Linked DNA regions of Homo sapiens: regions 1, 2 and 3 are each linked to region 4. The links are chromatin loops, found by intact Hi-C in ENCODE. Cell type or tissue: sigmoid colon. All regions are shown on one strand. Region 1 overlaps LOC105378671 (a long non-coding RNA gene). Region 2 overlaps PPT1 (palmitoyl-protein thioesterase 1). Region 3 overlaps LOC105378671 (a long non-coding RNA gene). Region 4 has its middle 21 kb from the start of COL9A2.

The links. Hi-C counts contacts between places; a loop is a spot of excess contacts. Peaks named below come from ENCODE experiments on the same cell type or tissue, not always from the same donor. Only the 100,000 strongest peaks of a DNase experiment are listed, where the experiment ranks them.
Region 1: it touches region 4 in a loop (11-fold over the local background); 99 of 110 quality-filtered maps call a loop at or near these places.
Region 2: it touches region 4 in a loop (3-fold over the local background); 45 of 110 quality-filtered maps call a loop at or near these places.
Region 3: it touches region 4 in a loop (5-fold over the local background); 100 of 110 quality-filtered maps call a loop at or near these places.

Annotation. Positions count from the first base shown.
Region 1 is chr1:40,149,627-40,157,626 of GRCh38, reverse strand. The region is part of intron 2 of LOC105378671 (a long non-coding RNA gene); the gene reads left to right. Among named protein-coding and RNA genes, the nearest start is that of RLF, 7.8 kb to the left of the region's middle. RefSeq lists a silencer at 3,773-3,912 and an enhancer at 4,113-4,172. In sigmoid colon, CTCF peaks have their summits at 4,262 and 4,462; no DNase peak of the experiment used is centred here.
Region 2 is chr1:40,080,877-40,088,876 of GRCh38, reverse strand. All of the region lies in intron 5 of PPT1 (palmitoyl-protein thioesterase 1), which reads left to right. Among named protein-coding and RNA genes, the nearest start is that of PPT1, 12 kb to the left of the region's middle. RefSeq lists an enhancer at 3,886-4,180. In sigmoid colon, a CTCF peak has its summit at 4,006 (motif pointing left); a DNase peak (open chromatin) is centred at 3,966.
Region 3 is chr1:40,140,519-40,148,518 of GRCh38, reverse strand. LOC105378671 (a long non-coding RNA gene) reads left to right here. Exons shown (of 3, transcript XR_947232.3): 3 at 268-818. Among named protein-coding and RNA genes, the nearest start is that of RLF, 17 kb to the left of the region's middle. RefSeq lists an enhancer at 4,442-4,541. In sigmoid colon, a CTCF peak has its summit at 4,324 (motif pointing left); a DNase peak (open chromatin) is centred at 4,338; H3K27me3 peaks cover 1,300 bases.
Region 4 is chr1:40,334,591-40,342,590 of GRCh38, reverse strand. No RefSeq gene overlaps it. Among named protein-coding and RNA genes, the nearest start is that of COL9A2, 21 kb to the right of the region's middle. In sigmoid colon, a CTCF peak has its summit at 3,683 (motif pointing right); a DNase peak (open chromatin) is centred at 3,700; H3K27ac peaks cover 1,714 bases.

The DNA.
Region 1 (8,000 bases), 180 kb after region 4:
GGTGGTGAGAGGCGAGAATGAAAGCAGGGAACCTATTGTAGTACTCCAGATGATCAAGTTAGAGATGTATTTTGGAAGTAGAACTAACAGGCTGATGCACTGTTTTTGAGGAAATTGAAATAATCTGGAATGGCTACATGGCTTTTGGTTTGAATGGTGGGCAATGATGTTTATTGAGAAAAGGAAGGCTTAGGAAAGAACAGACTGGGGATAGAGTGAGGGAGAATCAAGAGTTCTATTTGGAACAGGTTAAGTTTGATTTTCCTGTGAGTTCCTATGAGACATTTAAATGGAGATGCCAGATAGGCACTTGTATGTGTGACTGTGGAGCTTCAGCTGAAGATGTGGGGCCATCAGCTGTTCCACCTCTGTTAGGCAAAAAGAAAAATAAATCTCTAGTGACTCCACCACATCTTCATCTAGCTTCCATCCCACTTCTTTGCTTCCTTTTATAGAAAAACTTCTCTAAAGAGCTGGCCAGACCTTCTGTTTCTACTTACCCTCTTCTCATTCTTACTTGAACTCTTCTCAGTCAGGTTTTATCCCCACCAGTCAATGAAACAGCTCATTTTAACACCACCAGTGAGTTCTACTTTTGTGTGTGTCCAAAGGTGAATTATCAGTCCTTGTTTAGTCAATCTCTTAGCAGTATTTGGCATTGTCGATAATTCCCCAACATTTAATTTCACTTGGATTCCAAGTCTGCACATTCTCCTGGTGTTTTTTTTCTTGATTTCTTTTCTTTTATTCTCTCTTTTCTTTGTGATTTCTAAGTGTCCCAGGCATAGTCTGTCAACTTCTTTTCTATCTACACTCACTGCTACACTCACCCAGTTCTAATACATGTATGTGCTTATGACAATACCACCCTAAGTCCAGGCAACAAGGGCCCTGCCCTGGGTCCCACACTTTAGAGGACTACACAAACCTCTCTCTCTCTTTCTTACACACACACACATGCACACACACACACACACACACAGTAACTATATTAAAGAACACATGGGCACCCCTATCATTTGAAATCCAGCACTCAGCACAAGTACAATCTTAAATATTTGCTTTCTTGAGGCAGGGTCTCACTCTGTCACCCATGCTGAAATGCAGTGGTATGATCACAGCTCACTGCAGCCTTGGCCTTCCTGGACTCAAGCAAGCCTCTCACGTCAGTCTCTTGAGTAGCTGAGACTACAGAAATGCAACAACAAGCCTAGCTTTTTTCCATTTCTATTCTTTTCTTTCTTCCTTTGTTTCTTTGTTTCTTTCTTTCTTTCCTTCTTTCTTCTTCTTCTTCTTTTTTTTTTTTTTTGACGGAGTTTCCCCTTTGTCACTAGACTGGAGTGCAGTGGGGTGATCTCAACTCACTAGAATTTCTGCCTCCTGGGTTCAAGAGATTCTTCTGCCTCAGTCTCCTGAGTATCTGGGATTGCAGGTGTGCATCACCACACCCGGATAAATATTTGCTTTCTTTACCACTACTATTCAGGCTTTAGGGAACCTCTTTATCACGTCTCTTGCTCCATATACTCAAAGCTGAAAGGCACCAAAAGAATTGAAACCAGAGACATGAACAAATATTTGTACATTTGTGTTCACAACACTGTTATTCATAATAACCAAACGATAAAAATGACCCAAATGTCCATGAATGAATGAATAAATAAATGAATGTGGTATAGACATGCAATGGAATGTTATTCAACCTTAAAAAGGAAAGAAATTCATTCCTGAAAAAACAGGGGGAGGGAGGAAATTCTGACACGTGCTACAACATGGATAAATGTTGATTATGCTAAGTGAAACAAGCATCATAAAAAGACAAATGTTGTATGAGTCCACTTATATGAGGTATATAGAGTAGTCAAATTCATAGAGTAAGAAAGAATAATGGTGGTTGCCAGGGGCTGGGGGAGAGAGAGGCCAGCAGAGTTATTGTTTAATGGATGTAGAATTTCAGTTTGGGAAGATGAAAAAGTTACGGTGATGGAGGGTGGTGATGCTTGCACAACAATGTGAATGTACTTAATGCCACTGAACTATACACTTAAAAATGGATAAAATGATAAGCTTTACCTTATGCATATTTTACCACCATTAAAAAAATGAAAGACAACTGCATCCTAATGTCTTGAAGGTTTTGGGTTGTGCTACTTAAGAGAAATAGGCACACTGTTTTTGAAATGCTACGTAGAGTGTGTTCGAGCTACAGAAGCACTTGGGTAAGAGAAAACACAAATTAGCTTGTCATACTCTTCCTCTTAGATAGCATAAATGCATTTTCTTGCATAACCATGTATTGTTTCTTGGTAGTGGCAGATGTTCCTTTTTTTAATTGTCTCCATACACACATATGCGTATACACTGATATATACATGTATCTGTCTAGATGTAACATGAGTAGAGAGTAAGACTGAACATTTACATAATCATAAATAGACAATGAATATTAGCATTGGGAATAACTATTTGTACAAAAATATTTAATAAGACTGAATTGTTTTTTAAATGAAATTTACAATTCTAGCATTATTTACTTAATTTTAATTTAAAATTGTGAAAGAAAATAGTCTATTTTGAGCTTCTAAAAGTTGTTAGGCCCTAAGCAAGGTTGACTTTGGAGACTGAGTCACAAAGCATGACCTCTTGTTTACTGGCATTTTTGTTTTTTTGTTTTTGTTTTTTTTGACACAAGGTCTTACTTTGTCACCCAGTCTGGAGTGCAGTGATCTCAGCTCACTGCAACCTCAACTTCTTGGTTCAAGAGATCCTTCTGCCTCAGCCCCTCAAGTAGCTGGAACTACAGGCACATGCCACCACACCAAGCTAATTTTTGCATTTTTTATAGAGATGGGGTTGCTGGTCTCAAACTCCTGGACTCAAATGATCTGTCCATCTCAGCCTTTCAAAGCCCTGGGATTACAAGCGTGAGCCACTGTGCGTGGCGGCCTTTTGTTATAGATTAACTTCCTTCCTATTTTCTTTTACTTGGCTCAAACAAGAAAAAAAGACCCCTTGACTATTACATCCTTAATGTGAAATGTGAAATATACCCTTCCCCCAAAAGAAACACTGCATATAATCAATCAAATTGCTGTATCTATGCATTAATCTTGTATGCAAAATGTTGAAATCCTGGTAAGCTTCCCCAGACTTTACCTATTTAAGCACCCTCAAACCTCTCCATTTCAGAGCACTGACCCCATCTTTTTGGAGTCTATATCCTCTCAGATGGCCACCCTCAAATTTACACTCGAATAAACTCAATATTTAATACTGTTGCCTGAATTTCATTATTAAGGTTGACATTTTGGCGACCATGAAGGGACCTAAGGCAAACCTTCATTCCAGTGATTCCTGTCATTTCACTAACAGCCAAAATCTTGGTACCAGCATGAACAACTTTTGTTCATCCACCCTCAAAAGAACTAATGGGGATCCCTGGTAAGGCTCCTCTCAGGTTGTAGTCCTCTTGGCTTTGATGAGGATTCAGACTTTATTCCAGCTATACACTTCTAACTGGAGGAAGTAAGAATTAAAGCTCTGCTGCAAGATAGGAGTTTCATTTGTTATTCTGTAGAGATTCTGCTGATCATAGATTTGTGACTTTCAGTCGGGTGCAGTGGCTCACACCTGTAATCTCAGCACTTTGGGAGGCCGAGGTGGGTGGATCACTTGAGGTTGGGAGTTCGAGACCAGCCTGGCCAACATGGTGAAACCCCGTTTCTACTAAAAACACAAAAATTAACTGGGCGTGGTGGCACATGCCTGTAGTGCCAGCTACTCAGGAGGCTGAAGCAGGAGAATCACTTAAACCCAAGAGGCAGAGGTTGCAGTGAGCCGAGATCACACTACTGTATTCCAGCCTGGGTGACAGAGCAAGACTATGTCTCAAAAAAAAAAAAAATTGTGACTTTCACTTTTCTGTGAGGTTAAGGTTTTTGTTTTGAATTACTCCTTAGAGTTTTTACAACTTTTTCTCTCATTCAAAATGTTGATAAGGTGAAAAACAGTTTATTTTTAAAAAGAGGAAGTAAATCTTTGTGGTTTAAGCAAAAATGTTATAATATTTAAAGCTAGCCAGGTTCTGAGGCTTGGTTCAATTGACAAATTCAAGCTTGCTTCTTGAGTGACCAAAATTATGAAATACTCTGTATAAGGATGAAATAAGTCCTGAAGATAATAGACACTGTTTCTCCCAGCTAAAAGTCACCTTAAGCAACTAAGGTCTAGTGTGAGTATCTGAGTTAATCACTCCTGATAAGTAACAGTCTCACAGGAAATCCCTTAAGTAGAATTTAAAGGAAACCTTGCTTAATCTGGTGAGCACACATAAAGGATTGATTACCCTGTATCTTAAGCATCCAAGTTTGTTGGTATCATTGAGATTTGTATGTGAGAAGAACTGACTCAAGAGTGACACCTTGAGGAGCTATTTTCGCAAGCAGCACACTCGATCTCAAAACAACTTTCACTAAGTCTTTTGGTCTTAGGGATCTCAAAACAACTTTCTTGATCTCAAAACAACTTTCCCTAAGTCTTTTGATGCACTATGGGCAACTGTGCATCTAAAACTGAACCTTCCTCCTTAAGAGAGACCCACTATTAGAAACTCCAGCTGGATTTATAGTTAACACATATGACATGATGCCTTTTCAGGTAAGTATTTAGAAAACTGCTCGTGAATAACTCACAATGACTCCAAATTATAATGGCCAAAATGGTGTGCCTTTGAAATGCCTAATCTAGTTTACTTATATGCTCAATTAGAATAAGCTGGCTCTAAAATAAAACAGAGCAATTGGAAAAGTTATTTTCAATGGCATTTAGAGGCTTCCAAAAGAGGTTTTGATAAAGTTCTTTCTTTACAGAAAGAAAACAAAAGATTCTCTGAAACAATTTCTGAAATAAAAAAGCTGCTGAAATTTCTCCTCCTCAACTCCTCCTTCTCTTTATCCTTCATTATCTCAACTACTTTTTCTTCCTCCTCCCACTTCTACTCCCATTGTTCTGGCTCCATTTTGTGAGTAGCTGGTGTCTGGTAGGGGAGAACCTACCTTGGTTTATGAACCAAGGTGAAATCTAAAGGCATAGTTAAAGAATTCCCTGACTCTCACCTGGACCCTACTCATTTTACCAGACAATTTGAATGGAATATTCAAGCTTATGATCCTGTTGTTTTTTTTCTAATTTATACTAACTAGTTCACATGTTAACATCAAAAAGTAAAGCTAAAGGCGGAGCTTGGTGGCTCATGCCTATAATCCCAGACCTTTGCAAGGCCAAGGTGGGTGGATCACTTGAGGTCAGGAGCTCGAGACCAGCCTGACCAACATTACAGGCATGAGCCACGCGCCCGGCCTAAGGAGTCTTATATCTCAGTCAAGAATCAGTCAAGGAGACTTATATAGACTCAGTCAAGGAGTCTTGTATCTCAGGTACCATCTGAGTCAGGTACAAGAAAATAAGAAAGGAAATTAATCTATAATAAAAAGTCAAGATTAAGAGGTCATGCTCTGTGACTTGGTCTCCAAAGTCAATCTTCCACAAAACCTAAGCTTTTAGAAGCCCCAAATAGACAGACTATTCCTTTTCTTTCACATTTTCCCCTTTTCTTCAAGATCTTTGAAGAAAGCATTACGGAAGAAGCATTTGTTAGAGAGTAGTTATATCTCACATCACTAGGAAGTCTCATTCCTAGAGAGTCATGCCCCACAGAGAGGGGAAATGTTTAATTCATAAGCCGAAAGAAGCCAAAGCCTAATTATGAACAACAGAAGGAAAGTATAACTTAGTGGTCTGATTCTGGTTGTGTGACTTATTTTCAATTAAGGCAACTTTTTAAGCAATTATTATTCTAGTTTTAGTCATTGATCACAAGCAAGCTGAAACACGAATCATGAGTAATTTGATAACTAGGAAAATGGAAACTGTACTTATGATTATAATAACAATTACTTGAAGACCAGAACGAAAAAATGAACTTAGCCCTGAGGGTAACCAACTAAACAAGTCATTTAGAGAATCCATTTTCTTTTCTTTCTTTCTTTCTTTTCTTTTCTTTCTTTTTTTTTTTTTTTTTTTGAGACAGAGTCTTACTCTGTCACCCAGGCGGGAGTGCAGTGGCATGATCTTGGCTCACTGCAACCTTCGCCTCCTGGGTTCAAGTGATTCTCCTGCCTCAGCCTCCTGAGTAGCTGGGACTACAGGGGTGTGCCATCACGACCAGCTAATTTCTGCGTTTTTAGTAGAGATGGGGTCTTGCCACTTTGGCCAGACTGGTCTTGAACTCCTGGCCTCAGGTGATCCACCTACCTTGGCCTCCCAAAGTGCTGGGATTACCGGCGTGAACCACTGTGCCAGCCTAGAGAATCCATTTTCTAACATCTTATAACCATTAGTCTTTTGAGTTTTATTTATTTATTTATTTTTGAGATGGAGTCTCACTCTGTCCCCCAGGCTGGAGTGCAGTAGCGCAATCTTGGCTCACTGCAACATCTGCCCCATGGTTTCAACCACCGTGCCTGGCTTTTTTTTTTTTTTTCGATGGAGTCTTGCTCTGTTGCCCAAGCTGGAGTGCAGTGGTACAATCTCGGCTCACTACAACCTCCGCCTCCCAGGCTCAAGTGATTCTCCTGCCTCAGCCTGTTGAGCAGCTGGGATTACCGGCGCCCACCACCATGCCCAGCTAATTTGTGTAGTTTTAGTAGAGATAGGGTTTCACCATGTTGGCCAGGCTGGTCTCAAACTCCTGACCTCAAGTGATGTGCTCACCTTGGCCTCCCAAAGTGCTAGGATTACAGGTGTGAGCCACCACGCCCAACCAAGTTATTCTTTTAAATTGAGTCTGCACTTCTCTAGAGGTATTAACATAGATACAACAAGTGATGTGTGCTACTGCACAGACTCCTCCTTTTTCAGCCAATACATAGTCAAAGGCAATTCTGTTATCTAGTATTACCTGGGCTAAGGAGGTCAAACATTTTTGGTGAGCTGCAATGCTTCTTGCATTGTCTCCAGCTATCTGACCAATACGAGCTGATAGGTTTTTATTCATCTCTATTAATATGAACTCCCAGCACTCAGGATTAGTGTTCCCAAAATGCTGTGACCTAAATTATTTCAATACTCTGCTAACGGCTGGGCGCAGTGGCTCATGCCTGTAATCCCAGCACTTTGGGAGGCCGAGGCGGGCGGATCACCTGAGGTCCGGAGTTCAAGACCAGCCTGACCAACATGGAGAAACCCCATCTCTACTAAAAGTACAAAAAATTAGCCTGGTGTGGTGGTGCATTCCTGTAATCCCAGCTACTCCGGAGGCTGAGGCAGGAGAATGGCTTGAACCCGGGAGGCGGAGGTTGCTGTGAGCCGAGATCGCGCCATTGCACTCCAGCCTGGGCAACAAGAGTGAAACTCCATGTCAAAAAAAAAAAAAACAAAAATACTCTGCTAACATAGTCTTCTTATCTCTGTAATAGAGAAAGGGGGGGTCCATATATATATATATATTCTCCTTCCTCTGCCTCAGCCTCCCAAGTAGCTGGAATTACAGGCATGTGCCACCACACCCGGCTAATTTTTGTATTTTTAGTAGAGACAGGGTTTCACCATATCCAATTCAGGCCCTTGACTGAAAATATATTCCCAAGCTGACCTTTTTTTTTTTTCACTTCCTCCAGCTATATCACCCTAGTTTTATTCATTAATATCTCCCATCTAAACTTAAGGAGTAACCTTTTTAGGGGACTAGCTATTTCTATTCTGGCCCTCCTGGAGTCAATTGTCCACACAATAGCTACATTAATCATTTTATGGGAAGAAGAAAAGATTCTTCTTTTTTATTTTTTGTGGGAAGAAGAAAAGATTTTTTTTTTTTTTTTTTTGAGACAGAGTCTTGCTCTGTCGCCCAGGCTGGAGGGCAGTGGCACCATCTCAGCTCACTGCAACCTCTGCCTCTCGGGTTCAAGCGATTCTTCTGCCTCAGCCTCCCGAGTAGCTGGGAT
Region 2 (8,000 bases), 250 kb after region 4:
TATAACAGAATAAATTTCCATCCTTAAAAAACAAACAGAAAGCCTTTAGAAAGTACTAAGCTCAAGGAATTATTGTTGGTATTTAGAGGACAGATTCTTTATGTCATTAGCTACTCCCTATATCACTGTCCCTGACTACTCAAATGTATTTGGGTATTTAGCATGGCCAGCCTGGCATAATGGCTCACACTTGTAATCCCAGCTCTTTGAGAGGCCAAGGCAGGAGGATTGCTTGAAGCCAGAAGTTCACAACCAGTCTGAACAACATAGTGAGACCCCTGTCTCTGTTAAAATCTATTTTTAAAAAAAAAAAGATGCAGAATTACTTTTGTAGTATGTGCTTGTTCAGTTGGTTCCAAACTTAATTGTATATCAGAACCACAGGGAAATTCATTAAAAATGGATTCCTGGGCTTTATCCTTAGAAGTTGTGGGCCGGGCATGGTGGCTCACGCCTGTAATCCCAGCACTTTGGGAGGTGGAGGCAGGTGGATCATGAGGTCAAGAGTTCAAGACCAGCCTAACCAACATGGTGAAATCCCGTCTCTATTAAAAATGCAAAAATTAACTGGGCGTGGTGGCGCACGCCTGTAATCTCAGCTAGTCAGGAGGCTGAGGCAGGAGAATCACTTAAAAAACCCGGGAGGCGGAGCTTGCAGTGAGCCGAGATTGCGCCACTGCACTCTAGCCTAGGCAACAGAGGGAGACTCCGTCTCAAAAAAAAAAAAAAAAAAGTTTTGATGGTAGGTCTGACGTGCTCTTGATGATAGCTGGAGTTTGGGATCAACTAATATCCTGTGGGTTTTCCAAGTGTCTCATTCTTGTCAAATAACAACTTTTTATTACAGTATATTCTTGAAGCCATTTTCCAAGATACAGCCTTGTGACTGACTCATGTTGTAACCACCTACAGCTAATAGCTGTCTTTTCTTTTCCCACTCGTTGGCTACACAAATAGCCACAAAGCTGTTTTGGGTCAGCAGTACCACCTGATGGTTATTATAGAAAACTAAGATACTCTGTACCTCTAGCTCCTTTTTTTTACCCTCAGGCTACACCAAGCTTTCCCCTTTGCCTGGTTTGATTGGCTGTGGCTAATTACAACTTAATTATTTATATTCTACATATTCTCTGTTCTCATGGATTTGCATGGTATTTAAACTTCATTCTTCTTCCTTTACTCTTTATTCTCACTCTTGCCCAGTTGCCTCCAAAACGCCTATACTTTTCTTTCTTTGTGTGAACCAAAACAACCCTTGGCGATCAGAATTCTGTTAGTGATGCTAAGTGAGCAGTCCGTCGGGGGGTGACAAGTGACACCTAAATACTGATTAAGGCGGGGCGCAGTGGCTCATGCCTGTTATCCCAGCACTTTGGGAGGCCTTGGTAGGCAGATCACTTGAGGCCTGGAGTTCAAGACCAGCCTGGCCAACATGGCAAAACCCCATCTCTACTAAAAATACAAAAATTAGGCAGGCGTGGTGGTGCACACCTGTAGTCTCAGCCACTCCGGAGGCTGAGGCTAGAGAATTGCTTGCACCCAGAAGGCGGAGGTTGCAGTGAGCTGAGATCGCACCACTGCACCCCAACCTAGATGACAGAGTGAGACTCTGTCTCAAAAAATAAAAATAAAAAATACTGATTAAAAGCTATAGATTGATGTGTTTATCTTCACTTCCTCCTTAAACTTTAATTAAGTGGTAGCAGAAGAATAAAAAGTGATAAACCCACAAGGGCAGAGAGAACAGGGAGAGAGGAGGTAAGAGATCATAAAAAATGGCAACATGTTTTTGAAAGCAAGCAAGCAGATGAATGAGTGTGAGAACTGTTTTAGCAGAGCAGATGGTGAAGGCTTAAAGTAATAAAGAGAAATCATTTTGTCTTTGTGATACTGTCCCAGGTTGCCCCTGGTATTAGGGAGGATTAATTCTGGTTGCAAGAAGAAACCCATATCAAGCCAAAGTAAATTTTAAAAGAAAGTAATACTCTGTTGGTGCCTAAAGCCTCATAGGGCCTAGAATCAAGAATTGGGAGCCATGAGGAGCCAGGGTATTCTCTCTCCAGTGCCATTGTTGCTTCTCTCTCTGTGTCGCTGCTTCTTTCTCTCCATGCAGACCAGCTTCCCCTGCCACCCACATGATGGAAGGTGGCCTCGCACGGCTTCCAAATGTTTAATTTTCTGTTAGGAGATTGTCTCAGTCTGAGGCTAGACTCTCTTTGTCCCGATTCAGATTCTTCAGGAAGGGACCATGCCCCAGCTCAGGTCAGGTCTCCCCCTCTGCTCTCATTAGCTGTGGCCAGAGAAGTGGGACCGTGCTTACTAACCATACCCCACCTCCCTGTAAACCAGTAGGCCGGGCAGGAAGAGTGCAAGAGAGGCAGAGACCCCAAAAGATGTCTTCCACATTCTTCAGATAACTTAACCTTAGCAAAGCAAACGTGATATCCTAATACGCACAGTAACTGGTGGGGAAGCCCCCGGCTTGGCATGGTGAGGGCAACGAGGAATGGTATAATAGTTCTCTCTCTCCTTCCTGGATGTAAAACTACCCTCTAGTTCCCTTTTGCCTTTGCAGATGCTGTCAGCCCTTCCTAGCCTTCTCCTTCCTCCGGTTTGCTCCCTGCCATCCCCTGCCCCACGCTCTACCCTCCTACCTCTACACTCCCTGCCACAATGAATGCTTCAGTGTTGCCCTGGCCTTGGCCTCCGTCTTCCCCCGTACCAGCTCAGAGGAAGCTAGAGCTTTACATATCCTGTTTAATTTTCATAGCAACTTGCCTTCCCCAGGTCTGCTCTGGGCCCCGCTCCCAGTTTGCACCCCACCCTCAGTGGATCTCAGAGTGCTTTTCCTCAATTGTCCAGTTTTCCCATGTCTTTGCCCTCAGCCGATGAACTTGCAACTTGGTTTTCTGGAAATATTAAGGCATCTACTCAGGCTCTCTCAGAGACTTTCAGCCATTCAAAAAAGTTAGAGAGTAATGTAACGAACTACAGGCATACCTCAGAGAAACTGAGGATTTGGTTCTAGACCACCACAATAAAGCAAATATTGTTAATACAGCAAGTCACACAAAGTTGTTGGTTTCCCAGCGCATATAAAAGCTATGTTTACACTATACTGAAGTCTATTAAGTGTGCAGTAGCATCATGCCTAAAAAAAGTACATGCCTTAATTAGAAAATACTTTATTGCTAAAAAATGCTAATCATTTGAGTCTTCAGCAAGTCATCTTTTTGCTGGTGGAGGGTCTTGCCTCGGTGTTGATGGCTGCTGACTGATCAGGGTGGTGGTTGCTGAAGGTTGGGATGTAGGGTCCAGCCCCACAGGGTCGGTGGGTTTTTCTCCCTGTGTGCGGAGATGAGAGATTGTAGAAATAAAGACACAAGACAAAGAGATAAAAGACAGCTGGGCCCGGGGGACCACTACCACCAAGACGTGGAGACTGGTAGCGGCCCCGAATGCCAGGCTGCGCTGATATTTATTGGATACAAGACAAGGGGGGCAGGGTAAGGAGTGTGAGCCATCTCCCATGATAGGTAAAGTCACATGGGTCACGTGTCCACTGGACAGGGGGCCCTTCCCTGTTTGGCAGCCGAGGTGGGGAGAGAGAGAGAGAAAGACAGCTTAGGCCATTATTTCTGCATATCAGAGACTTTTAGTACTTTCACTAATTTTGCTACTGCTATCTAAAAGGCAGAGCCAGGTGTACAGGATGGAACATGAAAGCAGGCTAGGAACATGACCACTGAAGCACAGCATCACAGGGAGATGGTTGGGCCTCCGGATAACTGCAGGCGGGCCTGACTGATGTCACGCCCTCCACAAGAGGTGGAGGAGTAGAGGCTTCTCTAAACTCCCCCGGGGAAAGGGAGACTCCCTTTCCCAGTCTGCTAAGTAGTGGGTGTTTTTCCTTGGCACTGACGCTACCACTAGACCACGGTCCGCTTGGCAACGGACATCTTCCCAGACGCTGGCATTACCGCTAGACCAAGGAGCCCTCTAGTGGCCCTGTCCGGGCATGACAGAGGGCTCACACTATTGTCTTCTGGTCACTTCTGAGCATGTCCCTTCAGCTCCTATCTCTGTATGGCCTGGCTTTTCCTAGGTTATGATTGTAGGGCAAGGATTATTATAATATTGGAATAAAGAATAATTGCTACAAACTAATGATGAATGGTATTCATATATAATCATGTTTATGATCTAGGTCTAGGATAACTCTTGTTGTTTTATATATTTTATTATACCGGAACAGCTCATGCCCTCGGTCTCTTGCCTCGGCACCTGGGTGGCCTGCTGCCCACATTGGGGTGGCTGTGCTAATTTCTTAAAGTGAGACAATGATGAACTTTGTATCAGTTGACTCTTCCTTTCATGAAAGATTTCTTTGTAGCATGCGATGCTATTTGGTAGCATTTTGGCCACAATAGAACATCTTTCAGAACTGGAGTCAATCCTCAAACCCTGCCGCTGCTTTTATGTAAGCTTATGTAATATTTATTCTAAATCCTTTGTTGTCGTTTCATCAGTGTTCACAGCATCTTCACCAGGAGTAGATTCCATCTCAAGAAGCCACTGTTTTGCTCATCCGTAAGAAGCAATTCCTTATCTGTTTTTTGAGATTGCAACAATTCAGTCACATCGTCAGGTTCCACTTCTAATTCTAGTTCTCCTGCTATTTCCACATCTGCAGTTACTTCCTTCATTGAAGTCTTGAATCCCTCAGCCATTCATGAGGGTTGGAATCAACTTCTTTTAAATTCCTGATAATACTGATATTTTGACCTCTTCCCGTGAATCATGAATTTTTGTTTGTTTGTTTTTGAGACAGAGTCTCACTCTGTCACCCAAGTTGGAGTGCAGTGGTGCCATTACAGCTTACTGCAACATAGCCTCAACCTCCCAGGCTCAAGCAATCCTCCCACCTCAGCGTCCTGAGCAGCTGGGACTACAGGTGTGAGCCACTACACCCCACTAATTTTTTAATTTTTTTGTAGAGATAGGATCTCATTTATGTTGCCCAGGCTAGTCTCACACTCCTGGGCTCCACTGATTTTCCCTCCTCACCCTCCCAAAGTGCATGGTACCCAGCCCGTTAATGTTCTTAATGGCATCTAGAATGATAAATCCTTTCCATCAGGTTTTCCGTTTACTTTGCCCAGATGCATCAAAGGGATCACTGTCTATGCAGCTACAACCTTGTAAATGTATTTCTTAAATAATAAGACTTGAAAATTGAAATTACTACTTGATCCATGGGCTGTAGAATGGATGTGCTGTGGCAGGCATGAAGACAACATTAATCTCTTTGTACATCTCCATCAGAGCGCTTGGGTGACCAGGTGCTTTTTAATGAGCTGTAATATTTGTTTGTTTTTTGAGTTTGTTTTTAAACTTTTTTTAATTAAAAAAAATAGTTTTTGAGACAGGGTTGTGCTCTCTTGCCCAGACTAGAGTGCAGTGGTGTGATCACAGCTCACTGCAGCCTTCACCTCCTGGACTCAAGCCATCCTCCCACTTCAGCCTCCTGAGTAGCTAGGACTACAGGCATGCACCGCCATGCTCGGCTACTTTTAAAAAGAATTTTCTTTTCTAGAGGTGGGGTCTTGCTATGTTGCCCAAGCTAGTCTTGAACTCCTGGCCTCAAATGGTCCTCCTACCTTGGCCTCCCAAAGTGCTGGCATTGTAGGTATGAGCCACCATGCCCAGCTGCGTGGTAATGTTTTGAAAGGAATCTTTTTTTCTGAGCAATAGGTCTCAACAGTGGGCTTAAAATAGTCAGCAAACCACACTGTAAACAGATCTGCTGTCATCCAGGCTTTGTGTTCCATTTGTAGAGCACAGGCAGAGTAATTTAGCGTAGTTCTTAAGGGCCCTAGGATTTAAAAAATGGTAACCCAGCATTGGCTTCAGCTTCAAGTCATCAGCTCCATGAGGCACTCACAAGAGAGTCAGCCTGTCCTTTGAAGTTTTGAAGCCAGGCATTGACTTCTCCTCTATAGCTGTGAAAGTCCTAGATGGCATCTTCTTCCAATTTAAGACTGTTTCACCTACACTGAAAATTTGTTGTTTATGGTCGCCACCTTCATTAAGTATCTTAGCTAGATCTCCTGGATAACTTACTGCAGCTTCTACATCAGCACTTGCTGCCCCATCTTGCACTCCTGTGTTATGGAGATGGTTTCTTTCCTTGAACCTTACAAACCAACCTCTGCTAGCTTCACACTTTTTTTCTGCAGCTTCCTCACCTCTCTCAGCCTTCATTGAATTGAAGAGAGTTAGGACGTTGCTCTGGATTAGGCTTTGGCTTAAGGGAATGTTGTGGCTGGTTTGGTCTTCTATCTAGACCACTCAGATTTTCTCCATAGCAGCAATAAGACTGTTTTGCTTCCTTATTATTTGTGTGTTCACTGAAATAACACTTCTAATTTTCCTCAGGAACTTTTTTTTTTTTGCATTCTATAAATGTTCAGAGTTCTAAACCTTTAAAAGGTTTCAAATACATGTATAAACACATTCTAGAATGTCACTCTGACTGTTGCTTCCTTTAACTTCAGTCTCATCTGCTCCTGGGAGGGAGAGCTCCATCTCTGACGTAGCTGGCTCTGTTGGGCTTTAGCGCCAGCCTGCTCCACCGAGTGGCGTTTTCAGGACCACTGCCTCTGGGCAGCTCTTCCACTCTGGCTACGGAGCGTATGTTGTAGAAATTTTGATTTCTCTCCCTGCCAACCTGGGATAGAGTTTGTTCGAATTTCCCCATGTGAGGCCTTGGGGTAACCGTGCCCATTTTGAGGAGGTGGGGGCTGGAAGGGAAGAGGAAGTGGAGAGAGATTGGAAAGAAAGTATAAAGAGTCCCCTTTGCTCCAGTTCCCAGCAAGTTCCTCATCTCCATCTGAGACTACCTCAGCCTGGACCTTATTGTCTATATCACTATCAGGCTTTTGGTCAAAGCCATTCAACAAGTCTCTAGAAAGTTCCAAGCTTTCCCACATTTTCCTGTCTTCTTCTGAGGCCTCCAAACTGTGCCAGCCTCTGCCTGTTACCCAGTTCCAAAGTCACTTCCACATTTTGGGTAACTTTTCAGCAGCACCCCACTCTACTGGTACTTATTTACTGTATTAGTCTGTTTTCATGCTACCGATAAAGACATACCCGAGACTGGGCAAATAGAGGTTTATAATGGACTTACAGTTCCATGTGGCTGGGGAAGCCTCACAATCATGGCGGAAGGCGAAAGGCACATCTCACATGACGGTAGACAAAAGAAGAGAGCTTGGGCAGGGAAACTCCCCTCTTAATTTTATTTTCTATTTATTTATTTATTTATTTATTTATTTTTTGAGATGGATTCTCGCTCTGTCTCCCAGGCTGGAGTGCAATGGCGTGATCTTGGCTCACTGCAACCTCAGCTTCCCAGGTTCAAGCGATTCTCCCTCCCTCTGCCTCCCAAGTAGCTGGGATTACAGGCACATGCCACCGTGCCTGGCTAATTTTTGTATTTTTAGTAGAGACGGGGTTTCCTCATGTTGGCCAGGTTGGTTTCGAACTCCTGACCTCAGGCGATCTGCCCGCCTTGGCCTCCCAAAGTGCTGGGATTATAAGCATGAGCCACAGAATCTGGCCCAACTCCCCTCTTTGAAACCATCAGATCTCATGAGACTTATTCACTGTCACGAGAACAGCACAGGAAAGACCCACCCCTGTAATTCAGTCACCTCCCATGACATATGGGAATTGTGGGAGTTACAATTCAAGATGAGATTTGGGTGAGGACACAGCCAAACCATATCAGCATGATAAGTATGATAAACCCCAGTGTCACAGGAGAAGCAAATATTGATGAGTCCTTTGCCTGAATCTTTTATAATTTCTGTACTATGCTGAACAGTCTGTCTCAACAAGGTGTCTTGTTGACAGACTGTTTCCTAGGTGCAAGTCTTGTCTTCTGTATTAAAGGGTAAGGCCTGGGACTTGAGGGCTTTGGCCTTTTGTCCTTGTTT
Region 3 (8,000 bases), 190 kb after region 4:
TATTCCTACTAGCCTTTGTCAGCTCACCTAAATGAATGACACAGGCTGGGTATAAGATGTTTGGAAAGAATGAGTTGATTAAGAAATGACCCAAGAAGCAGGTACTCAGCTCCAGAAAATTATTGCCATATGAGAATACAGAACTCATTTTACTAGGTCTGCTAATTCTCCAAGATAAATTGGAAGTTCAGTTTTGGTTTTGTTGTTGTCGTTTTTCTTTTATTTGATTTTGTTTTTTAACACGATTTCCTATTTTGAAAACTGCAGGCCAAATAATACCCACCTGTGAGTCCAGTGTGACTGATGAGCCAACGGTCTGCAACCTCAAAACAGAAAGAAGGAGGAGGGTCCAAGATCTTGCCAACACTAAGATGTCAGAGGAGTAGGATCCAGCCATCAAAGAATGTTCAGAACCCACTGAACAGACAGAGGGAAAACCAAGAGTGTGATATTCCTCAAGACAAAAGAAGAAAGCGGCAGGAAGAAGCTGAATGGTCAGCTTTGTAGGCTGCTGACAAGAGTTTGGGTAAGGTGAGGACACACAAATGTCCATTTGATGTGACATCATGAGTATTGGTTGGTAACCTCAACTAGAGAAGTTTCTGTAGATCTCTGGTATGGAATCCTGTCTGAAGAAGATTGAAGAATTAATGTGAGATATGAAAGTAAAAAGAGCAGGGCAATTACCCTCTTCAGAAGTTTTTCTGAGAAAGAGGAGAATAAAACCGGGGCTGTGCTATTAAGGGGATATGAGGTTTTGGAAGGAATTCTTAAAGATAAGTTTATTAGTATGTTCTCATGCCTGTAATAAAGACATAACCGAGACTGGGTAATTCATAAAGGAAAGAGGTTTAATTGACTCATACTTCCACACGGCTGGAGAAGCCTCACAATCACAGCAGAAGGCCAAAAAGAAACAAAGTCGTGTCTTACATGGTGGCAGGCAGAGAGTTTGTGTAGGGGAGCACCCCTTTATAAAACCATCAGATCCTGTGAGACTTACTCACTATCATGAGAGCAGCACAGGAAAGATCTGCCCCCATGATTCAGTTACCTCCCACAGGTACCTCCCACAACGCGTGGGAATTACAATTCAAGATGAGATTTGGGTGGGGACACAGCCAAACCATGTCAACAGGAGATTCTAGAGCATGGTTGCATGTGTATGGAAATGATACAGGAAAATAGGAGAAAATTTAATGTAGAAAACAGGGTGGGGGGATTGCAGGAGAAAAGTCCTTGAGAAGGCAAGAGGGCATGGCATCCAGAATACAAGAAGTTTGATCTGCAATAGAAATTAGATATGTATTTTTATTTCAAAAGGAGGGAATCTGGAGAGTATGGGTACAGATGCAAGTAGGTGTATAGATTTGGCAGTGGGAGATTTGGGAGTCATTGCCTGAGTGCTTCTTTTTGCTCCATGACTTGTGAGAGAAAGCTGAGGTGGTAGAGAAAGGCAATGTTGAGCCTTTGAGGAGACAGTAAAAACTTTGTTAGAGTTGTTTTAGAGTGAGAAAAAAAGAATGCATTCTAGATATGTGCAGGAAGATTGCAGGACAGTGTTGAGTGGCATCATTCATTTACTCAACAAATATTCACTGAAAGTCTACCATGTTTCAGGTACTGTCCTAGAGGCTAAAAATACATCATGAAAAAAAACAAGTCCTGGGTTTTATATTCTTTTCTCCCTCAGAAGTTATAATACAGTTAATTTAATTGCAACTTTCTTTATCATATTCCAGTTCTATGGATACTCCCAGGTCCCCCCCATACCCCCCAACCCAACCACCGGCTTGAGTGAACCTAGATATCTCTCAATACATCATGAGTAAGACACAAACGATGAGTTAGAGTGGTTACATTTTTAAGATCCATCTGTTTAGATTCATGGAACATTGTGGACAACTACTATGGTCAAGGTAAATTTTTCTCATTATGGGTAAAACCCAGAGGGCTCTAGGGTCAGGTTTGTCAGGTTTGGATCCCAGCTCCGACTGCTTATTCGTTGTGTGCCTTTAGATCATTTAATTTCATTGAGCCTTGGGTTCCTCATCTTAAGGTGGACATTGTAACAGCATGTGTCTCATAATTCTCATAGTTGTGGGTCCTAATGAGATTTATCCAAAGAGCGGAGAATGAGGCCAGATGCACAGTAAGCACTCAGTGTCACTAGTATTACTCCTATAAGGTTCAGCTTCAGAGGATAACTTTAGTTTCCTTTACTGTAGTCCCTCCACACCTACTGACCATGGATGCCATCTATTTTCACGACTTTGTCCTGTGAGTGACAAAATGATCAAGAGGACAGACCCATACTGTGGATCATCAAAGGAGCTGATTGATTAGGCTAGGATTTCTGATTTGCAAATTCAATAACTTGATTCTATCATTTCACCTAGGTTGTGATTAAGGCACAAGAGCCCAAATTACTAATTTACCTTAAGAAATATAATGGTATCTCTACAGAAAAGTCAGCTTGGGAAGCAAAATTAACACCGGAAGTTTGCTTAGGGAGGGTACAATTGGTGTAAAGGGAATGAGAAGATCTTAAACCACCATTGTTCCAACACCCTAGCTTCTCCCACGGTTATTTTTTATCCTTTCTTTCTCTACCCCCCAAATCTAATCAGGTTAGATTCTAAGTCCTATTAATTTGTGCTCAGGAAACTTTCTCCCATATTTTCTCTTACCCATTTCTACTTCTCCATGCCTGGGGAATGAGAGTATATAGATAACACAAAATAATGTCCTCTAAAGGTCTTCAAATGAGAAGCATTTGAAGAGTGAGAGTGGCTTCCAGGTGAGGGAGAGGATGTGCTTCAGAAGCTGATTTTGATTATCATTTCCCATGGCTGGACTTGCTGCCATCACCTCCCTGGGACCCTGGGAACATTTTGTTCCTTTCCCAGGGGCTCAGCATTCCCTTCTGGGAGGCTTTGTTGCTCCCATTTTGATGAAGGGTTAGGGGCCCAAAGGTAGAGAACCCCCAAAGGAGATGGGAATCCAAAAATCTCACAGATGCTATTTCAGACTTTCCCCTCCTGCCAAAGTCTCCCTGGAGAATCCTTCTTTCCTCTGCCCTTTGGGAGATTTTATATTTGTTGGATTTAAGGGAGGGGCAGTTCCTTCATCGTACCACTACCGTTAGACATGCCCTACTTTGCTCTTGCTTGAATGATTGCAAGGGCTTCCCAACAGGCATTCCTGCTTCTAGTTCATCCCCTTGCTCCCCGAGATTCATCTTCCTAAATTTGACTCCATTGTTTAAGATTGTTCAGTCCCTTCTTGCTTCAAATAGAATCGAAATCTTCAGCCTGCCTATTAGGTTCTACCACCTGGCCTTATCACCTGCTATTCCTAAAAGCACCAGAATTTCTTGTTAGCACCCCATACATGTTGCTACCCCACCCCCCAACATATAATTTTCCTGCCTTTGTGTCTGCTCAATTTGTCACCTTTTCTTGGAAACTCCCTTCTATGTGTACTAAATACAATTAACGGGGCATATCATCCAGTCATGGCAGAGGCCCCCAGTTACATTAACCTTCAGCAAACCCTAAACTTTTTCTCACTTCAGGGCCTCTGTACTTGTTCTTCCCTCTATCTGGAACATTCTTCACTTGTCCAGCTTCTTCTCAATCTTCAGGGTTGATCTCTTAAAGTAAGGCCCTTAATTTTCTCTCTTCTAGCATCCTGTTCTTTTTTTCCTTCATAGCACTTACCAAAATATGTAATTATACATTTAAATATTAATTTATTTGTTTAATCCTCCACTAGACTGTAAACTTGCAGTATTCATGTCTATTTGCTCCCCACTCTATTTTTCAGTGCCTAGCACAGTGCAAGGATGTAAAAAACATGAATATTTGCTGAATGCATAAGTGATTGAATGGGTTATAGTGCATAGAACTCATGGTCTGTCATCAACAAAATCCTATATTCTCGATCTCTTCTCTGCTTTAACTTAGACCTGGCTTTCCCCAAAGAACACCATTTCTCCCAAGTGACATCTTTTCTCTTTTGTTCACTTCATAGATTAGTGCCTGGCACAGAATAGTTGCTCTGCAATTATTTAATTGCTGTTTACTGGCTGTGTCCTTTTCCCTCTAAGCTAATGAATGGTTAGGAAGATAGCTCAACAGAATGAAAAGAAGTCATTCTGGAGGCAGACAGGCTGAGATTGAATCCTAGTCCTGCTGCTGACTAGCTGGTGATTTGACCAAGTTCGTTAACCTCTCTGAGCCACAGGGTTCATCTTTAAGTGTAATAGAATTTTAACTCGCGCGGAGGTACTTTATTAGGTTGGCCCAATGAGTTGATTCACACTGCCCCCTAGAGGACTTCTGTTTCTGGGACAACAGACTCCAAACCCTAGGAATGTTTGAGGATCTTTGTGAGCTACTCAGACGCACCTGAGGGAGAGGAGGGCTCCAGATCAGCCCTGTGGGAGTTGGCTCCAGATCAGCCCTGTGGGAGTTGGCCCCAAATCAGCCCTGCAGGGGTTGGCCCCAGATCAGCCCTGCAGGAGTTGACTCCAGATCAGCCCTGCAGGAGTTGGGACACAGACAAAAAGTTAAGAGGTCTTGGAGAAGGCAGCTCAGACATTGACAAGGTCAGCAGTCCTCGAGCAGCAGTGGCAGTGGGAGTTTTAATGATTTCTGAGAATCAAGGAGGGGACTTGGTTTGCAAAGCCTGCCTTTGTTGCTACTTAAGCATGTGGTGGGTTATCCAGAGCTCGGAGATTTAGAATATTGCTAAAGGTGAAGTCCATTTGTGTTAACCATAGCTGAGGTCAGGGGTATTTCAGAGTCACATGTAAAATGGAGCATCCTTAATAATAAGTACCTGCCTTTCAGGGTTGTTGTGAGGATCAAATGAGAAAAGAGTCATGTAACATGCTAATATGGTACCTGATACATAACAATTGCTCAATAAATGACAACTGCTATTATTGTTGAAGGTAAGGCAGCCTCTCCACTTTCCTTTCTTACACTACATGCTAAATTTATTCTCTAATAATAAAGAGTCAGGAAAAAAATGGAGCAAAAATGTGATCAAATATGCACTTTCTTGTAGGCAGTCTTTTGCTTTTTTCGTTTTGTAATAAAATTATCCTATTAATAAATTAAATGTGTATAGTTAAATCTATTTAAAATCCATTCATAAATGGTAAAGTAATTATTATGTGGTTGCCAGTGGCCAGAGGTAGAAGTGAGGTAGAAATTGATGGATAAGGGGCAAATGGAATCTTTTGGGGGTGAAAGAAATGTTCTATATCTTTTTTTTTTTTTTTTGAGGCAGAGTCTCGCTCTGTCGCCCAGGCTGGAGTGCAGTGGCATGATCTCGGCTCACTGCAACCTCCACCTCCCAGGTTCAAGTGATTCTCCTGCGTTAGTCACTTGAGTAGCTGGCACACCACCATGCCCGGCTAATTTTTGTATTTTTAGTAGAGACGGGGTTTCACCATGTTGGCCAAGATGGTCTCAATCACCTGACCTCGTGATCCACCCACCTCGGCCTCCCAAAGTGCTGGGATTACAGGTGTGAGCCACCGCGCCCGGCCCATTTAATACATTTTAATTTAACTTGACTACTATCTGCAATAGCAATGGAAATGAATCAGTGGGGAAAGATAAGAGAGACAGAGAAAGAGCGTAAGAACCCATATTATAACTCTGACCTGGACACAGAGCTGGGCTCTTGGAATACAAACTGAAATAGAACTGGTTCCTGACCTCAAACAGCAGCTAACTGTCTTATGAGGAAGACACACACATAAACATATAATTTCTCCTTAAAAAATTAAATATTCTTGAATAATTAAAATATGTATTTGGTTTTGAAAAAATCTGTACAAATAATAGTAAAAATCAGTCTCCCTCCCACCCCTGTCTCTTGGTTGAAAGCAACCACTGAAAACAGTTTATTCTACAGCCATTCAGAGGCATTCTACTTACATACAAGCAGAATTTTTATATGGTATGTGTATTGTTAGCTTTGTGTATGGTAGCTTTACTGTCTCTGAGTTTTCCTCCTTTAAACAAACAAACAAACAAACAAACACTTAACATTCTACCCTGTAGATGAGTCCATAACAAAACCTATTAAACAGATGGTTTGCAATATAAGATGGTAAGAACAATGGGAAAGAAATGAAAAGAATGCTGTGGTGTGGAGACTACTGGCATCTAGCAAGGGAAAGCTTCCTGGAGGATTGATGAGGCTGCCTTATCTCTTTTATGAGTATTCCAAGATAAAAATACAAGAGCTAATTAGTAAACCAAATGCTCTAGTTGTATACTAAACTGTGTTGTCTACAACTCTGATTGTTGTTTGGAGGGGAGCAAAAACAGTTTGAGCAGGCCAGGGGTGGGGAAAAGTTATTGCACAGAAAGTGGGACTGTCGAGGTATGAGGTAATAGGTCTTGGTACAGGAAGCACTGGGAGCCCATTGTGTGCAGGGAGGTCTTTGGTTACAGACTTGAGTATAGTATTTCAGATGACCCAGGGACTGATTAGAAGGATTAAAGGATGCTTACTTGTAGTTCTTTTTTTTTTTTTTTTTTTTTTGAGACAGAATCTCGCTCTGTTGCCCAGGCTGGAATGCAGTGGCACAATCTCAGCTCACTGCAACCTCTACCTCCCGGGTTCAAGCAGTTCTTCCTGCCTCAGCCTCCCGAGTAGCTGGGGTTACAGGCACCTGCCACCACGCCCAGCTAATTTTTGTATTTTTAGTGGAGACAGGATTTCACCTTGTTGGCCAGGCTGGCCTCGAACTCCTGACCTCAGGTGATCTGCCCACCTCAGCCTCCTAAAGTGTTGGGATTACAGGCGTGAGCCACTGCGCCTGGCCACTTATTTGTAGTTCTAACTAGCATTGCCAGATTTAGCAAATAAAACCACAAGGCATCCAGTTAAGTTTGGAGTTACATAAACAATAAATAATTTTTAAATATAAGTATGTATGTCCCATATTCAACTTAACTGGTCATCCTGTATTTTATCTGGCAACCCTGTCTTTAACCCAACCATGTGAAAAAATCAAATTGACCACTCAACATCAGGCAGTTAAAAACAATGACGAAGTGGGCGTTTTTAATTGGAAGAATAGACAAACAAGAAAATGTGTAGGGCTGGGGCCAAGAGTTGTTTAAGTGAGTTTAGGGCTGGTGGAGCCTGGGCCAAGGAGACTCTGGTGATCTGGGCTGGCAGGTCTGGGGCTGAGGTAGTAGCTTACAAGGTCAGGACAACTAGGTTCAGAGCCAAATAAATGGTTCTCATGGTCAGGAATGGCAGGGTCATGGCAAAGCCTGCAGCTCAAGGTCAGGGTCAGTAAGAATGGGGCCAAGGAGATGGCCCATGTGGTCAGGAGATTGAGCAAATAAGAAAATATATTGAGAATAGTGAGAGCCAGGTTTCTTACTCTTGGAGACAATAAGTATGAAAAGGGGAAAGACTAGAACAAACCCTGTAATTAGAGTCAGAGGTGTGAGCCTATAGGGTGTGTGTGTGTGTGAATATTATATATGATATACAAAGAGAGACAGAAGAGTAGATGTGTGTGTTTATGATATGTATAGTGGCTTTTTGGTTTTTCAAAACACACTAATTTGTAGCATTTGCTGATTTCCACGGTGTAAATACTCCCAGCATGAAATAATACTAGTTTCACAGCCACCCGCAAAGTTCCTGAATATTTAACAAGCAGCTTTTGCAAGTCCATATGAGCCAACTCCACTACAGTACTTCGGAATGTACATCATACGTATGATTGTGTGTGTGTGTGTCCAGACATATTTTTCCTAGTTGATATCTTGTTTCCTTGTCCTACTGAAAGGACTTGCAAGACCGACACACCCATAGCAATGAGTGCACCTAGCATCTACATCTTGACTTCCAAGTATCATTCTTCACTAAAAAGAAACCAAAAGTTCTTAGAGAAATGGCTGATTTCATGACTAGGGCAGTGAAAAATCTTACTGGTTCAGGAAGAAAGGAAG
Region 4 (8,000 bases):
ACCCCAGAGGTGGAGGTTGCAGTGAGCCGAGATCGTGCCACTGCACTCCAACCTGGGTGACAGAGTGGGGCCCTGTCTCAAAAAGAAAACAACAACAACAAAAAAACAATGAAATTGGGTAGTTAGCTAAGGAGATTTCCAGGCAGTGTTGAAGGGTGTGGTCTGGTTTCTTCTTGCTGCTTACAGTAAAATGTGAGAGGAAACAGATAATTTGAGAGAAATGTTTAACAAAAAATGAAACAGAACTTGATGATTGGGGGAATTCTCAGCCTATTCAGATGCAAAAGACGTTAAAATGATGAAATTCACTGTCAGGAAAGTGTGCTTTAGAGAAAAAGCCAAGAACGTGGCTGGACAACCTTTTGCTAATACCTCAGAAAGATCAAAAGGTCAGAGTATCAGGCCTGTAATCCCAGCACTTTAGGAGGTTGAGAAGGGAGGATCGCTGGAGCCCAGGAGCTCAAGGTCAGCTTGAGGAAACATAGGGAGACCTCATTTCTACAGATAACAACAACAACAACAACAACAACAACAAAAATTAGCTGGGTAGGTGGTGCTTGCCTGTAGTCTCAGCTATTTGGGAGACTGAGGTGGGAGGATTGTTTGAGCCTGGAGAGTCAAGGCTGCAGTGAACTGTGGTTGCACCACTGAATTCCAGCCTGGGCAATAGAGCAAGACACTGTCAAAAAAAAAAAAAAGTTCAGAGTATTCTGTCACATAAGAGGTTTTTTGAAGAGATTAAGTGTGAGACTCATATATCCCCTCAGCTACCTCAACAGAAGACAGAAATAGAAACGGGCTTATCAAGCGAAGATCTGCAAAGGAGCATTTTGTCTAATGGAGTGACATACATGAGAGATCCACGGGGTTCTTGAGAATTTTATACCAGCAGAAACACTTGAGCTTGGACTGTACAGGATAGAGAGGGTATGAAATGAAAGAAGGCTATAAGATCCCCCAAATTCTACAGGCAGGAAACAAGTTGATAAAACCACCCAGCTGCAGCCATGTGCTGAACCTTTCATGAAAAAGGAAGAATGACTAAGAGGACAGAGCTGTGATCCCAGAGGGCAGAGCTTTGAGCTGCAAAGTATTATTTCCAGGCTTTGAAACCTAATGGAGTTTGTCTAACTTAATTTTGAAATTGCTTGGGACTAGTGACTCCTCTATTTCTTCCTTTCTCTCTTTTTACATGGGAATGTCTATTAGTGTTATCCTATGCTAGACCCAGTATCGTATTTTGGAAGCAGAAGCTTATTTTCTAGTTTCACACGTCCACAGGTGGAGAGAAACTTTGCCCCAGGATAGATTATGCTGAGTCTCATCCAAAACCTAATTTAGATAATATCCATGATAAATCTGAAACTCTTGAGCTAATGAGATTTAAATGAGACTTTGAACTTTGAGTTGATACTTTAATGGGCTGAGATTTTTAGGGACCTTGGAATAAGGTGAATGCATTTTGTTCGTGAGACAGGTATGAATACTGGGGCCAGAGAATGGTCTGTGGTAGGCAGAATAATGATCTACCAAAGATGCCTCCAGAACCTGTGAATCTGTTACATTACATGGCAAAAAGGGACTTTGAAGAATTGATTAAATTAAGGATTATGAGACAGGGAGATTATCCTACATTACCTAATAGGCCCAATATAATCACAAGGTCCTTAAAAGTGGAAAGGGGGCCGGGCGTGGTGGCTCATGCCTGTAGTCCCAGCACTTTGGGAGGCTGACGCAGGCAGATCACTTGAGGTCAGGAGTTCAAGACCAGCTTGGCCAACACGGTGAAACCCCGTCTCTACTAAAAATACAAAATTATCCAGACGTGGTGGCAAGCACCTGTAATCCCAGCTACTCAGGAGGCTGAGGCAGGGGAATCACTTGAACCTGGGAGGCGGAGGTTGCAGTGAGGCGAGATCACACCATTGTACTTCAGCCTGGGCAACAAGAGTGAAACTCCATCAAAAAAAAAAAAAAAAGTGGAAGGGGAAGACAGAAGAGAGAAGCACAGGGAGATTTTACTATAGTATGGTCAGTAAGATGTAACTTTGTTGGTTTTGAAGATGGAGGAAGGGGAAACCAAGAAATGTGGGAAGCCTCTAGAAGGTGGGAAAGGCTGGGCAATGAGTTATCTCCTTGAGCCTCCAGAAAGGAACACAGAGGAAAAACAATGGAGCAAAACTGGAAGCAAGGAGTTAAAATAAGAGGCAGTTGCAATACCCCCAAGCAAAAGAGGATGGTATGCTGAATAAGGTAGGTGCAGTGGGGATGGAGAGAGGTGGATGGATTAAACACCTATGAGGTATAGTCACTGGGACAAGGCGATAATATTTCTCGGGGAGGAGAGAGGGAAGTCTCTTCTCCAGGATGACATCCATAGTTTTGGCTTATGCAATAGGGCAGAGGGTGGGACCACTGGCTGTGTAGGCCACACAGGAAGAGGAACAGGTTTGTGGGCAAGAAGATAATTTCATTTGGGACATGTCAGTTTGGTGGTGCCTGTGGAACATCTGAGAAGCAGTTGGATAAGCAGGTCTGAGACTCAGGAAAACATATAGGCAGCAGTTAAAGTCAACCCGATGGATAAGATGGCCCAGGAAGAGTATAAAGAATAAGAAGATAGGACAGGACCTTGTAGAGTGCTAAGTAAGGGTGTGCAGAGAAAAGAAATCTGCAAGGGGCCTGAGAAAGAACAGCTGGAGAGGTAGGAGGAAAGCCAGGAGAGTGTAGTTCATGTAAGCGGACACTAAAGCTTATCAGTGTTGGACCAGCACTGGGAAGGAATCAGATGGAACAAGTGGGAGGTCAGATGAAACCAGGGTCAGGATTGGCAATTCTGAGGAGTTTGGAGTTGCTCTGTTCTAGCTGGAGAGAGAAGCACCTGTGGGAAGCTGATGGTTGGTATTTTCTGCCAGGCATAAGAGGGCAGCCAGAGGCCAGGTGAGCAAACCTGTTTAGCACTCTGGCTCAGCCCAGAATGGGCAGCTGTTTCCAGGAAGGGGTTCTAGGTCGTCTCACTGTGCTGTAATTAAGAGACTCAGCCCCTGCCCCAACTTGCTCCACGGGACTGACCAGCTGTGTTTGCTCTTCTCTAGCAGGGAAGGGGGATCATCTGTCACCTACTCTGTTTTCTGAACATTCATCCCACTCCCTGCCTTTCTTACAAAGTTCCTTCTGCCAATTAACCGGGTGTGGTGGCGGGCGCCTGTATTCCCAGCTACTTGGGAGGCTGAGGCAGAAGAATCGCTTGAAACCGGAAGGCAGAGGTTGCAGTGAGCAGACATTGCGACACTGCACTCCAGCCTGGGCGAAAGAGCGAAACTACATCTCAAACAAACAAAACGAAGTTCCCTTCTGCCGAAAACAAATATCCAAAGCGTTCTGGGCACTGTGCTAAGTACTTCATGGTCATCAAGAGACACTATTCTCCCCATCTCACAAATGAGGAAACTGAGGCTTAAAGAGATGAAATGACTTGCCCAAGGTCACAGTCAGTATGTGGTAGAACCAGGATCCAAGTCTAGCTGAATCCAAATTCTAAGTTCTAACTCCCCAGAAACCACGACTGCTCCCTCGCTGGGTTCCCACAGTGCTTTATCTGCCTCTATGCCCGTTTCATCTCGCTAGCAGCTCCTGGAGAAAGGGGCTTTTAATTCGTCTTGTCAAGCTGTCATCATGGTGTGCTGCCGCAGAGGACCACTAGGTGCCGCCAGAGCACCAGCCAGCCTGATTTACTGCTCACCTGGAGTCGGTCTAAAGGAGCAACTGGTGGGGAAGGGAGCTGGGCCTTTTCTTCCTGCCCTGCAGCCCACCTCTCCTTCCTATCGGAGGTGGGAAGAAACGACTGGAAGATTGGAAGGTTAGAAATTAGAGATTTGGCCGGGCGTCGTGGCTCACGCCGGTAATCCCAACACTTTGGGAGGCAGAGGCAGGTGGATCACATGAGGCCTGGAGTTCGAGATCAGCCTGGCCAACAGGGTGAAACCCCGTCTCTACTAAAAATACAAAAATTAGCCGGGCGTGGTGGTGCACATCTATAATCCCAGCTGCTCAGGAGGCTGAGGCAGGAGCTGAGGTTTGAACCCACGAGGCAGAGGTTGCACTGAGTCGAGATGGCGCCACTGCACCCCAGCCTGGGCAACAGTCAGAGCTGGTCTCAAAAAATAAATAAATAAATAAATAAATTTAGAGATCTGAGGAGTGTAAACTGGAGCAGCCCAGGGCTCAAGTCAAACAGAAGATCCTAAGAGTTCTCTAAGAAAGCTAGAACCAGCAAAATAAAATATTGCGGCAAACATCTCCAGGCTGGGTCTCAGCCCCACTCCTCTGTCCTCCCTTTTTGTGCAGATCCTAAAATGCACAACCCTATGCTGTGGCTGTAGTGGAAAGTGGGGAAAATGTATGTTACTGAGACCTATCCAGAGCTAGAAACTGTGGGAAAACAGGTGTGTGTCCTTGGGGAAATCACTTCACACCTCTAAGCTTCAGTCTTCTTGTAAATAAAATGAGGATAGGCCCAGCACAGTGGCTCACGCCTGTAATCCCAGCACTTTGGGAGGCCAAGGTGGGAGGATCGCTTGAGCCCAGGAGTTCAAGACCAGCCTGGACAACATAGTGAGACCTCTTCTCTATTAAAAATAAATAAATAAATAAAATGAGGATAATCAAGGGACCTACCTCGTTGAGCGGTTGTGAGGAGTTAAAGACAAAATGCATGTACCACACTGATACAATATCTGTCATATAGCAAGTGCTTAATAAATATTGTTATAAACACAATAATTATGATAATATAAATATTTAAATGATAAGCATTATTGTTGTATTTGTCAGGATTCTCCAGAGAAACAGAACCAATAGGATATATATAGATAACGTAAGAGGAAATTTATTACGGGCGTTGGCTCATGCGATTACAAAGGCCAAGAAGTCCAATGATAAACTGTCTGCAAGCTGAGAACCAGGAAAGCCGGTAGCGTAATTTAGTCCCCAGTGGAAGGCCTGAGAGTGGGGTTGGGGAGGGAAACCGGTTCAAGAACCAGGAGCTCCGATGTCCAAGGGGAGGAGAAAATAGATGTCCCAGCTCAAGGACAGAGAGAATTCACCCTTCCTCTGCCTTTTTATTCAAGCCCTCAATGGACTGGATGCTGCCCACTCACATAGATGAAGGTGGATCTTCTTTGCTCTCAGTCTACTGATTCAAACGTTAACTCTTCCAGAAACACCCTCAAAGGCACACCCAGAAATAATGTTCTACCAGCTAATATCCCTTAGTCCAGTCAAGATGACACGTAAAATCAGTACACAAAATTAACAGTCACTGCTGGGCGTGGTGGCTCACGCCTGTAATCCCAAAACTTTGGGAGGCTGAGGCGGGAGGATCACCTGAGTTCAGGAGTTCGAGACCAGCCTGGCCAACATGGTGAAACCCTGTCTCTATGAAAAATACAAAAAAATTAGCCAGGCATGGTGGCGGGTGCCTGTAATTCCAGCTACTCTGGAGGCTGTGGCAGGAGAATTGCTTGAACCCAGGAGGCAGAGGTTGCAGTGAGCCGAGATCACACCACTGCACTCCAGCCTGGGCAACAGAGTGAGACTCCATCTCAAAAAACATTATAAGCAAATCAAAGAAAATTGAGGACTACCAGATTATAATTTCTGACCCATTATCTTTCACCCAACTTGGTCTTGAACAACTAGTAGCTATTTCTCAAATCCAATCCACCTTCAAGGTTTAACAAACAAATAAAAATATGTTCACACACCTTCAAAATAATCTGATAGAAGTTCTGAAGATAGGCTGGGTGAGGTTCACACTTGTAATCCCAGCACTTTGGGAGGCCGAGGCAGGCAGATCACGAGGTCAGAGGATCCAGATCATCCTGGCTAACAGGATGAAACTCCATCACTACTAAAAATACAAAAAATTAGCTGGGCTTGGTGGCACACAGCTGTAGTCCCAGATACTCGGGAGGCTGAGGCAGGAGAATCGCTTGAACCCGGGAGGCAGAGGTTGCAGTGAGCCGAGATCGTGCCATTGCACTCCAGCCTGGGCAACAAAAGCAAGACACCGTCTCAAAAAAAAAAAATTAATGATCACCATTAATAATAAGTGGTAGTTCTCGGCCGGGCGCAGTGGCTCACGCTTCTAATCCCAACACTTTGGGAGGCCGAGGCGGGTGGATCACCTGAGATCAGGAGTTCAAGACCAGCCTGGCCAACATGGTGAAACCCCATCTCTACTAAAAATACAAAAATTATCCAGGCGTAGTGGTGCAGGCCTGTAGTCCCAGCTACTTGGGAAGCTAAGGCAGAGAATCGCTTGAACCCAGGAGACCGAGGTTGCAGTGAGCTGAGATCGTGCCATTGCCCTCCAGCCTGGGCAACAGAGTGAGATTTGGTTCCAAATAATGAAAATAATAATAATAATAATAATAATAATAATAATAATAATAAATGGTAGTTCTTAGCTGCTGCCTTCATGATGACATCATTTAATTATCTTCTCACACTACAGGCCTGACACATAACGTCCTCAACAAATATTTGTAGGATAAAAAAATAAAAATAGTTTTCACTCATGTTCTCTGTGTTAATCCAGCTTGTTGATCCTGGAGAGACTTTCTGGATGTGGTGTCTTTAAGGATCAACAGGAGTTTGCTGAGGATAATTGCACCTTCTATATTAAACAGAACAGTGCCTAGATAACAGAGAAAGTGTTCGGTAAATACTTTGGAAAGAAGAAAGGGAAAGAGGAAGAAAGGAAAGGGAAAAGAGAGAAAAGAAGGAAGAGGAAGAAGAGAGGAGTGAAAGAAAAGCTCAAGAAGGGCCTGATACACTGTCTCACGCCTGTAATCCTCACATTTTGGGAGGCCAAGGCAGGAGAATCACATGAACCCAGGAGTTCAAGACCAGCCTGAGAAACATAGTGGGGCCTTATCTCTTAAAAAAAAAAAAAAAAAAAAAAGACACAAAACAACAACAAAAACCTTAAGATTTTTTCCTTTAAAACTTAGCCTTCACTTGAAACTCATCAAGGAGGTTTTAAATTTGAGCTAAGGATCTCTGAGACAGGCTGCAAATAGGATCTCTAGCAAGACGTGGTTTTGTTTGTTTGTTTTTTGAGACGGAGTTTCGCTCTTGTTGCTCAGGCTGGAGTACAATGGCGCAATCTCATCTCACCGCAACCTCCCAGGTTCAAGCGATTCTCTGCCTCGGCCTCCTGAATAGCTAGGATTACAGGTGTGCACTATCACGCCCAGCTAATTTATGTAATTTTAGTAGAGACGGGGGTTTCACCATGTTGGCCAGGCTGGTCTTGAACTCCTGACCTCAGGTATCCACCCAACTCAGCCTTCCAAAGTGCTGGGATTACAGGCGTGAGCCACCGCGCCTGGCCCAAAATGTTTCTTAGAGAGCTGATATCACTACACTTTAGGTCCCGATAGTCCCACAAGTTTCCTCTAATGTAGCTGTCAGCACACTTCTGTCTTATCTGAACCCCTACCCTAAGTGTGAGCTCTGTGAAGCTAGGGGCTGTATCTATTTTGACCAATGTTGTACATATTTAGTACAAAGAAGGTGCTCACTAAATTTTGTTAGTTCTTAAACTGGGCTGAGTTCTAGTTCTGGTAATGGCAGAGTAGATTGTATCTGACTAACTCCCTCATAGATAACAACTATAAATTCTGCTAAAAATATTTGGCAATGATAAAAAATAAAAACTGAATTAAGGCACTGTAAAGTGACGAAAACCAGGCATAAGCTGGAAGGAGATTCCGTGTTTCAAATAAGGGAACCACACTGGGTATGATCCACATTTATATGGATTTTCCACCAGGGAAAATTCTTCAGTTTCCACAGCGCAGAAAGCTAGAATTCGAGCAGAAATTCAGAACTTAATTTGTCAATTAAATCAGAAGATAGAGTTCAGGCTGTTACAGTGACTGAAAATTGAGGGAGAAACCCCAGAAACAAAAGATCCAGAGAAAATAACCAAA